Linked DNA regions of Homo sapiens: region 2 is linked to region 1. A link is an interaction called in ENCODE POLR2A ChIA-PET data of the cell type or tissue named here. Cell type or tissue: Panc1. All regions are shown on one strand. Links, peaks and the distances in the headings refer to the core of each region. The heading gives the core; the rest is flanking DNA.

Evidence for each region. ChIA-PET counts read pairs that join two places held together with the same protein. Peaks named below come from ENCODE experiments on the same cell type or tissue, not always from the same donor. Only the 100,000 strongest peaks of a DNase experiment are listed, where the experiment ranks them.
Region 2: POLR2A ChIA-PET joins it to region 1 with 5 read pairs; 2 of 35 experiments call an interaction of 5 or more read pairs at or near these places.

Annotation. Positions count from the first base shown.
Region 1 is chr6:108,580,894-108,586,268 of GRCh38, reverse strand. All of the region lies in intron 1 of FOXO3 (forkhead box O3), which reads right to left. Among named protein-coding and RNA genes, the nearest start is that of FOXO3, 23 kb to the right of the region's middle. In Panc1, for the core only: no CTCF peak of the experiment used is centred there; no DNase peak of the experiment used is centred there; H3K27ac peaks cover 800 bases.
Region 2 is chr6:108,710,143-108,715,517 of GRCh38, reverse strand. No RefSeq gene overlaps it. Among named protein-coding and RNA genes, the nearest start is that of LINC00222, 39 kb to the left of the region's middle. In Panc1, for the core only: no CTCF peak of the experiment used is centred there; no DNase peak of the experiment used is centred there.

The DNA of each region.
Region 1 (5,375 bases), core at 233-5,232:
TATGTCCCTTTTTGCTCCAGCTGCTATGAAACTCAAGAGTGAAATGTGTCACCTAATTCTGGTGCCTGTCAAGTACTATGTTGTCCTTCACCCTCAGGCTTCATCTCTTAATACTGCACATATTTTTATAAGCTGTCATTCCAAGGAGGAACATAAACAAGTTTGGAATTAACATCTTTGGGGAAAAGTGATCTTCGCTTTTCCAGAGGCTTGAGGCCTTCCAGGACTGGCAGGTCTGTGTCTATTTCAGAGGCAGTGAAAAAGTAGGAAGCCGGCTGAGAAAGTGGGATAGGAATGTGGTAGAAGCCGACCTTAGGCATGTGTCCCTCATCTCTCTTCCATGTACCCTTGAAGGAGACATAAGGGCAGCAGCCAGAGTGACAGCCACTGGGGCAGCACGCCCACCACTTTGCAGACGCCTCTAAGCACAGAGCGATTTTGTATGCTACTGAGCCCAGTGTGTTTTAAGTGGTTTAGAGTTTCATTCAGCTAAAATCTAGAAGGTTACAGACTAATGGAATAATAATAACGATACCTTTTCCTAAGGCACCCTAAGTAGCCTCTGAAGCACTCTAATGGGAGGTAAAAGGCATCTCTACATTGAAGGAAAGCATGGGGCACACCTTGCAGACTCCCAGCTGTCTCAGGATCAAGAGCCCAGCCCTGTTCTGCTGAAGCGCTGAGTAAGAGGGCAGAGGGCCTTCCTGGATAGTTAAGGAGCCATGGCCTCCCTGCCAACTTGGGCTCCAATCTCAATAATGCACAGCTGGTCCCCAGGCCCTGATCCACTTTGAGATCTTTCAGGCCTGGATTTTGGTGCTTTCAGCAAAATCTAAACTCCAAGTGGGAAACCTCTGCTCCCCAGGAGCTGGGAAAATAAATAAGATGGCAAAGATTCTTCATGGCTTGAAGATTTTGGAGATAGAGGCCGGGCGCGGTGGCTCACGCCTGTAATCCCAGCACTTTGGGAGGCCGAGGCGGGTGGATCACGAGGTCAGGAGATCGAGACCATCCTGGCTAACGGGGTGAAACCCCGTCTCTACTAAAAAAATACAAAAAATTAGCCGGGCGCGGTGGCGGGCGCCTGTAGTCCCAGCTACTCGGGAGGCTGAGGCAGGAGAATGGCGTGAACCCAGGAAGCGGAGCTTGCAGTGAGCCGAGATTGCGCCATTGCAGTCCGCAGTCCGGCCTGGGCAACAGAGCGAGACTCTGTCTCAAAAAAAAAAAAAAAAAAAAAAAAAAAAAAGATTTTGGAGATAGCAATTCTTGGTGGCAAAGCAAGTGCCAAAGCCATAGATCAGGAATTCAACTTCTCATTTCAAAACGGGCCAGCTCTACCACCCTGTGCAGGCTACCATGTTTCAACTGCATCACTATGAAATAAGGTAAGATTCTTGTCTTTTACCTCTCACTATAGTACTACTGAGGCTATTCAGAGCTCCTTAGGAAAGGCTATCATTATTGTTATTCTATTAGTCTACAACCTCCTAGATTTTAGCCAAATGAAAATCTAAACCATTTTAAATAAACATTGGACTCAGTATCAACCAAAATTGGCTCTACATCCTAGTAAATGCAAGTTTCCAGATGGCAAGATTCTAGGTGAAATCATCAAAATACTACATAAGTGCCACACATCATTACGTGCCTTCCACTCGTTAATTCACCCAACACTCTGCATGTTACGGATGAACCAAGTTATCTCCTTTACAAAAAGCAGACTCAGTATCCTTTCATGGTTACACAAACAAAAGCAAAGCCAACGCGAAAGGATGGACAACTCCCACCTCCCTGAAACCTGCAATCCATCATGCAGGGTCTGTTTTTTTATCACTTTTCCTTGAGGGTTGCAAAACTTCTGCAAGGAATTCTTTGATTACAGTAATACTTTTATCAACAAAAAAATGAACTCCAACAACACCCTGTATTGTCAGAAATTTCATTATCAAAGGTGAAAATAATGAATGATGGCAGAGATACATGCCAGGATGCACAGTTCAGCAAGACTTCCCTTCTTTCTAGGCAAGGTGGATTAGTGCCATCTCCCAAGAAAAACAACTTTCTGTTTGCATATCCCTATCACCCACTATACTGCAGACTCACCAGAAGCAATGCCCACTTGTATGTCCATCTTTATTCCATGCATTACCGTGCCGGCGGAATGAAACTAAATGGATGAATAACCATGGCTGTGACCTATGAAGCACGCCCCCATATGATCAAGTCACATGAGCCCTGGACATGTATACTTTTCCCTGAGTTTAGGCCTGGACCAGCACAGGCTGCAGAAGCCAGCACCACTGCCACCAACCCATACTGCTGAAGGACCAGAACTTCCAACCATCTGGGTGACCAACAAAACTCTGTCTACGAGAATTATACTCAGAAAATGTGCTGTATTTTTATTTACCTTTAAAGCACACACAGATTGCTTCACCACAGCACTGAAATCTTATTTGCCACAGACCTTTCAATAATCGGCAATGAGACTGAAATCTTGGTAACATTTAAAGTGACTAGAAGTGGCATTTTGGCTATCAGTGCCAAAGCCAAACAAATTCCTTATTCCAGAGACTGCCAAACTTCTCCAGTGCCTGAAGAAGAGCTTAGCATTATCAGACTTTAATAGTTACAGAAAGCTGCTTTGGGGGCTTAATTCCCAATAAAAGATATCCAAGTGTACCAAACATTATTTAATATATGGGTTGCCCAGCATTAAGACTGGTGAAACTGCAAATTTCTCTTGCAGCCAACTGCTGCCCATTAAAGCCACTGATCCAGCTTATGTGCCCACTCCTCTGGCACACAGTAACTAATTCTTGGAAACATTACATGCAATATACTTCTTTCCCAAAGTCACAACCATCAAAGTTACAACCACTCAGAAAACTCAGGCCCCATCACTCTGGATAATAGGGCTACCACCGGGCAATCCTTCTTCAAGGTTCAAAGGTTTATTAGGTAGCATTTTGGCTGCCTGTTGTCTCCCATAGCTACCTTTTCACCGAATGCCCCCACACCAGCCACAGTGAAATAAAAAGCCTAGTTCTTCCCTAGAAAATAAAGTAGTGAGTCTGAAGCGAGGACTGTATCCAGGCACATTACATATGTTCATGAGACAGCTGCAGATCTTCCTCAGCAAGAATGGTGGTGACCACGGAGTCAGTTCACAGGTAAGAGTGACCTCACTGGGTGGTTTCAAGTAACCTCCTTTACATCTTTGATCCTTAATATCCTCATCCAGAAAATAAAGGGTAAGTCAGATGACATCCAAGGCACTGCGTTTCAGGACTCAGGAGTTCCATCATCAATTTGGCATTAATTTGCATCTCAGATTAGTCCTTCCCCTAGAAAATCCCTCAGGAAGCAGTCCAGGTGAGATGAACAGGGGAACATTAGGGACATAAAGCAGGGCTGCTGAGAAGGGGGTACCGAGAGTCACATGGAAGGCAGTTACACCCAACAAGAATGTGAATAACAGACCCAGCAGGTGGACTGGCCTACCGTCCTGTTTTTCCTGGGTCAGAGTCAGCTTTCCCATCTTAATATACAGCTACACACTCAAAAACAAGAGAAAAAATACTCAAAGTCTGCCCTAAAAACTGTCTCCTTGGGGAAAAAAAAAAATAACCCCACTGCTTAACATCCCTTCAAAGCTGTCATCTACTATCTCCATGACAAAAACCTAACAAAGGGATTAAGGTAACCAGAATAAATGCATTATCTGACAAATGGTTCATTTATTTTCTTTTAGGAACATCTCTGTTTACATGGCAGGAAACACAAAATTTTTATTTTAAAAAGTCCAGCAACTGTTTAAAATGTTATTGGTCTGGACTGAGCAAAGGGATGTTACTGAGTTCTTACAACTGGATATAACTTACAACTGGATTCCCAGATGACTTCACAGATGAAAATCTGCCTCCTGGGACAACAACAACACAAGGCTGGGAACTCTTACTTCTATTCAGCCCAAGCCTGCTGGGCCTGCTTCCCACACCTAGCACATAAGATGTTTAGGATGGTCCCTAGATTTCACCTAAAAGCAGCTGGTAGGCACTTATTTAGGTGGCTAGTAAATAAATGGCCTATACCAAGCCAGTGAAGAAAGGGCCAATGTCCTTTATTCCTGTGAGGGTTAGGAGTGCAGGAAAAATACGTTGTCCCTATATGACAGTTAAAACTGTTTATATAATATTCCAAAAATAGCTGACATTGTTTGTAGGGCTTTTTTTCTTGGAGAGTATGCAGCCTATATTTTTAAACATTAAGAAAGCTTTATCTTTACCATTTATCTCAGAAAAAAAATGGAGACACTTTTTATTTTTCATGCAGATGAGAAATACCAGACAACCAAGTTTTTTTAAACAAAGTCTTGGCAGCGAGCCACAGATCATTTTTCATGAAAGGGAGATAATGGGGGAAAGATGGCATGGCAGTTTCCTATTTCTTTCCTCTCGTTCCTTTGCCCATCAAACACTGAAGACTTTGGGAGATTTAGTTCACAGACAGAATGCCTCTCTCACCTTGACAAAGAAGAAATGATTCATAATGCTGAACTCTTTGGAAGGCACTATCAAAACACAAAACTTTTTTTTTTAAACTACTCCAAAACCACAAAATAACTTTGCTTTCCTCCTTTTCCTTCCAGTATAGAAAGAACTGCAGTGGTTCACTTGCCTCCCCAAAGTGTCTCAATGGTTCCATGACTGAAACTGAAAGTAAATCTGCTTGCATTTTAAATTATAAAGCAGGCTCATTAATGATATTGCTTAATCAGCAGTACATATGTGTTGTTTGATAATGTTCTTTGAAGAAATTTTGTAACGGCTTAACTCTTCCAAACCCAGCCATCACCCCTAATATTTCATCACAATCACACAACTACAACCCTCCAGCCTCTGCCAAGGTATTCTGACTGGGCTGCCTTCCATGCTCCTCAACCCCCATTTGCCAATCCAGTTATTACCCCTGTCCTCCACAGTTTGGCCTCCTCCTACTGCTTCCATCTTTCAACATCTGCCTGTTACAGTCACCTTCTTAAACCACCATATACAATGTCCTGGGCCTAATTTAAACTGTGAAGCAGATCCAAAGAAAAGAATGAAAACTAGACCCAAATGACCCACTGGCTTCCAAGCACGATGTCGCTGTTCAACAAAAGATGATATACAATTAGTCTGCTTCAACTTCCACAGAAGGGGCAGGGGCAGGGAGAGAAAGCAATGACTACAGGAAAGTTTAAGTGCAGTTTAGAGTAAACTCATCTATGTGTCTCATTTCTGAATCTGTGAAAGATGAGCTGGGTCACCCTTGCTGGAATATCACATCTGCTCTAGAGCCTGGAGAAAAAAGGCAGTTTGAAGTGTCCCATC
Region 2 (5,375 bases), core at 159-5,158, 130 kb before region 1:
GTCAAGGAGGGCGATTGGTCATTTTAACAAAACGTGGTGAGTGCCACAAAGGAGCACAGACAAGTGTTCTGTGGCATCTCCAGAAGCTCAGGGGTGCAGCAGAGCTGGATTGTAAAGAGTGAATAGGAATCCTGAGGCAGGCAGACCGCTTGAGCCCAGGAATTCAAGACCAGCCTGGGCAACATGGCAAAACCCTGTCTCTTCAAAAAATAAAAAAATTAGCCGGGTGTGGTCGCACAAGCCTCTGGTTTCGACTACTCTGGAGGCTGAGGTGGGAGGATCACTTGAGCCTGGAAGTTTGAGGCCACAGTGAACCATGATCACGGCATTGCACTGCAGCCTGGGGGACAGGGATTCTGACTCAGAAAGAAAGAAAGTGTGAATAGGACCTCAGCTGGCGAGCTACAGGAGAAAGAGATGAGACCATGTGCAGAGGTGCAAAGGTGTTCAAGGACATGGCAAGTCTGCAGCCTGACACAGGATTGGTAGCCAGCTCACATCTGGAGGACCCCCTGCTGGACACTAAGGAGGGATCTGGCATCCTGAAGGCAAAGGGGAAACATGAGCTGCTTAACGTGGCTTGGTTCCTATGAACTCATATTGAGCATTTAGTCAGCTAAAATCTTTCAGCTGTGTCACGGGTTTGTTAAACCAAAGTCCAGAACTTTCCATTTATTCCACTTAAATTTCTGGATCCTATTTCTGGCATCCAAGCTGTTAATAATCCCCCCCACCACCCCCACCCCCGGCAAGCTGTGTCATCTGCCCTTTAAGTTATTGATTAAAAATGTCCAAAACACAGGGCTCAGAGCTGAGCCTTGTTGCCTACCACTAGAGACTTCCTCCGAGTTACTCTCTATCTGCATGTCTCAGGTTTATGCTTTCAATGGGTTGTGAGTTCTACTTAAAAGCACCTCTAGCTCACAATTAACCAATTTTGTCTACAAGGAAGTCACAAGAGACCTTATCAGCTGTCTTGCTGAAATCCAGATGTACCACATCCTCAACGTCTCCCTGATCTACCCGCCCTGCCACACCATTAGAAGAAGAAATGAGGTGACACTGACATGACTTGTTTCCAGCAGTCCCATGAAGCTCTTCGAAGATCTGTGCTCCTATTTGTAAGGGGCACAAACCGTTTAACAGCATGCACTACAATTTTATTGGGGCTCCCCTTCCCACTTATTGGTTTGTAGTTTGCAGTATCTAAAGTGTTCTCCCTTTTAAAAACTGGGACTTTTGCCCACTCCATCCTTGGGGACTGTCTCACATTTGTTATGGTTTGTGAAAGATTAACAATAGCTGTTGAGCAATCTCGACATGCTGCAGCTGAGGCTGAGCAGTCACTGGTCAGGGTGAGGAGACCTGGACTCCCTTCAAACTCTGTCATGTTTGTTGGGCGCTTTCTCACCAATCTTGGACCCCAATTCCAACTCAGTAGGGTTATTTTTCCCTTCCCAGACTGGACATCATTCTTGAAAGAGAAAAGGGAAACATGAGTTTGGCATTTGGTCATAGTCTCTTTAGTGTTTTGTCTTGTACGCTAAAGAGTTTGAACTTGATCTGGTGAGTAGAGAAGTCAATGAAGATTTTTTTGAAAAAGGAAGTGATGTGATCGTATTTTAGGTGGAGAGGATTAAGGTTTTGACTGGTTCACATCATTACTACATTGCTGTTTATCAACATCTAACACTCGCAATTACCTCTAAGCAGGAGAAGCAGTGCAAGATAGACTAGCTCAGGTTGATCATTTTATCAACCTGAAAGGGGAAGCAGCTACGTGTAGGATTTGGAGTCTGAGAGACCTGGTTTTAGATACCAGTTCAATTGCTCAAAGGCAGGAGAGCTTAAACAAGCACCTTACCACCTCTGAGCCTCAGTTTCCACATTGAAAAAAATGGGAATCATAATTGTATGACAGGGTGGTTGTGAGGCTGGAAACAATGAATGTAATGGGCCTAGTACCACAGACAAAGTGCTCAATAAATGCTCCTTTGTCCAAATCCTTCATCTTTAGGTGTTGTGATTACACAGCAATCACGGTGCAGGATTCCCCAGCACCCCTAGACTGGGGACTTATTCCTGAAGCAGCCTGAAGAGAGTGGGGCCCTGATTAGACAGATGTGGGCTCTCAGCTGTCTGCAGCAGGCCCATCAAGGCCCCACTCCTGAGTGACCTGCAGGGGAGGCTGGCACTGAATTCCTAGAGTCCCAATCTCTCATCCCACCCTAATTAGCTCCACCTGGGTGTGTGTTCTCTCAGGAACTGCAGGGTTAATAGCTGGAAGAACCAGTTTTAAAATGCACCCTAAGGAGTTGGTCTGGAGCCTGGATGGGAGGCACCAGCCCCAGAAATGGAATGTGTCCCAGGGCCCCAGCCCAGGGCACCTGTAACTTCCTGCAGATGTGGCTGGTCACCTCCCACACACTTGAGCACCTCCTCCCATCCAGCTGTGGGCGTGCAGAGAAGGAAAATGCAGCATGCATAGGGGAGCGTGGTTAGGGAGGCACTGGCCATCCCATCATCCTACTGTCATCCCACCTGCTCTTAGGTTAGCCTTCCATGGCTGAGCAAAATGCCCTCTGGCCAGAGAAAGGCCAGTTCAGGCTGTCAGCTTCTCCTGGCCAGAAGAAGCCACGTTTTCACTGAACACATTGCCACCCAGATGCCCAGTTTTTTTTGGGGGGGGGGGGACAGGGTCTTGCCCTGTTGTCCAGGCTAGAGTGCAGTGGTACAACCATGGCTCACTGCAGCCCCCATCTCCTGAACTCAAGCAATCCTCCTGCCTCAGCTTCCCAAGTAGCTAGGACTACAGATGTGCATCACCACACCCAGCTAATTTTTGTATTTTTAGTAGAGATGGAGTTTCACCATTGGCCAGGCTGGTCTTGAACTCCTGACCTGCCCGCCTCAGCCTCCCAAAGTGTTGGGATTACAGGTGTGAGCCACTATGCCCGGCCTGATTCCCATTTCTTAAATGTGACATGAATTCTCCCACACATACATGCTTCAATCCTATCAAGAATCCCTGAACTCCCTAAACACAAACATAGCATGGGGCAAAATGCCAAGGGCTTTCATAGGATGGCTCTGTGCCTATGGTGTGGGTACTATTACTACCCCTCCCTCCCCCATTTTACAGATGAGGAGGCTGAGGCACTTGAGAAATCAGGTACTTCACCTGAGGCCACATAGCTAAGTCAGTGGCACAGACGGGATTTGAACTCTTGTAAGCTTGCTCTGCACTATGTTCTAGTTCCTCTCTTGTGATAGAAAGTCAGGGACTTGGAGACCTGGCGGAGATAACTGCCAACCACTGAGCCTCAATTCACTTTCTCTGGAGGCCCAGTGGCGGGGCCTATTATTCTCCAAGAAAAAATAACCGCAGACTCTCTAGTGACTGTTTAATCTGGGCTTCTAGGACCTCTGAAACGGAGGGGAGGCAGAGCAGAACTTCCCCCACCCCCACCCTGCCCCACACACGCACAGACACCCAGACACACATACCTCCCATTCCTCCCTTTGGGTCTGGGCAGCAGCCACAGCCTTTGGACACTGCATCCTTAACTATGTTTTTTTTTTTCATTTTTTTTTTATTGTGGTAAAAAATGTAAGTAGCATAAAATTTACAATCTTAACAATTTTAAAGTATACAGTTCCATAGTGTTTATTGTGCATCCAATATCTAGAACTTTCTCATCTTGCAAAACTGAAACTCAACACCCACCGAACAACTCCGCATTCTCCCTCCCCACTGCCCTTGGCAAACACTATTCTACTTTCTGTGTCTTAAATTTGATTTGAACCTGGGTTTAAGGGTTTCATTCAGAGAAACGCTTCCTGCGTGAGTCGTGTTTTCAGTGGGTGGTGAGTGGAGACGTTAGTGATGGCAGAATGTAAGCATCCTGTGGGCAGAGACTTTTGTCTTGGTCACCTTTTCCCCAACACTTGGCACACAGTAAGTGCTCAATAAAAATGTGTTGCCTCAACAAATGAAGAATTGAACAGCTTGCTAAGCCCGTGGAAAGCAGCCCCTCCAGGTAAACTGATCTGTAACTATAGCCATTTGCAGACTTCAGGGTCCTAGATTTGGTGGTGAGCAGGCTTTTCCGCTAGAGCCCCAGCCGCCCCTCCCTCCCTGCTAATGCTCTCAGCCACCCCTCTATTCCTGTCACCCCTCTCTCTTGAGAATGACTCTGGATTTTGTCATTCTGACTGGGCTGACAGGGAGAATGCTTTAAAAGTTTGAGAAGTGATGCCTTAGAGGAAGGTTTTGGCAGCTGGTGATAAATTGTCGACCTTGCTTCCAGAAAAAAAAAAAAAAAAGCATTATCTCTTTTCGCTCCTCACAAGGGAGATTTTTAAGAATATCAGCACTTTTTTTGTGTGCAAACAGTGAGATCCAGCAGTTTGCAAACCACACCTCCAGGTAAAAAGCCCTTCGAGATAGGAATGAGAATGAAGGGATCTCACACAAATACAGACACAACAAAGGTCGTTTCTTCCAGTGTGGAATTAGCAGAAGGAAGCAACTTTGAGGAGACAGCGTGTTAGCCCAATGCCACACTTTGATGTCCCAGTCAATAAAGACTCAGGGAGGCAGCACGTGCTGTGTGCCCAAGCTCTGAGTATTTTGTACATAATAACTCAGTTCATCCTCCCATCAGTCTCGAGGGAGGTAGTGTCACACCCATTGTACGGAGGGGAAAACCAAGCTACTAAGAAGTTAAGTTGCCTGCCTGTGGTCACATGCCTGGCTGGGATTTGAATCCAAGTGTTTGGTTCCAGAGGCTGGGCTCTTAATAGCAAACGATGCTGACTATCTTTACTCATTTACTAAATTGTTTATTAATTGGTAACAACCATACACAGAGAGCCCACTGCGTGACAGGCCTTACTGCCAGCAGTAAACAGAACAGTCCTCACCCGCCCAGAGCTTGCAGTCTGGGACGTTAATTCCATGAGGGGACGTGTCTTGTCTGTGAGGGCAGCCCAGGGAAAGGGGCAACCCAGACCCACAAATCACCAAGCCAAATTCAACTTCACCTCATGATGAAGACAGTCCTGACAAACAACTTCTTGGAGCCAAAATGTAATCTTCTTATTTGAGAAAAACAGCTCTAAGTGAAGGTGTGTTTTAATGATGGCTCTGGCCTCAGGAGGAGGTTTGGAACACCAACCTGCTGTGAGGCTGTTGACTCTGTATACAGTATACAGTATACAGTGTGCTTCCTGGCACTGGCCCCACCTGCCAGCCCGGGAACCAAGTAAAGCCAAGATTTCCTCATGAAAATGTCAAATGAAACCATCGTAATACCAAATATTAATATCAGCTGGATTCCTGTATTGGAGGAGGATCAAAGGAGCTTTGGGTC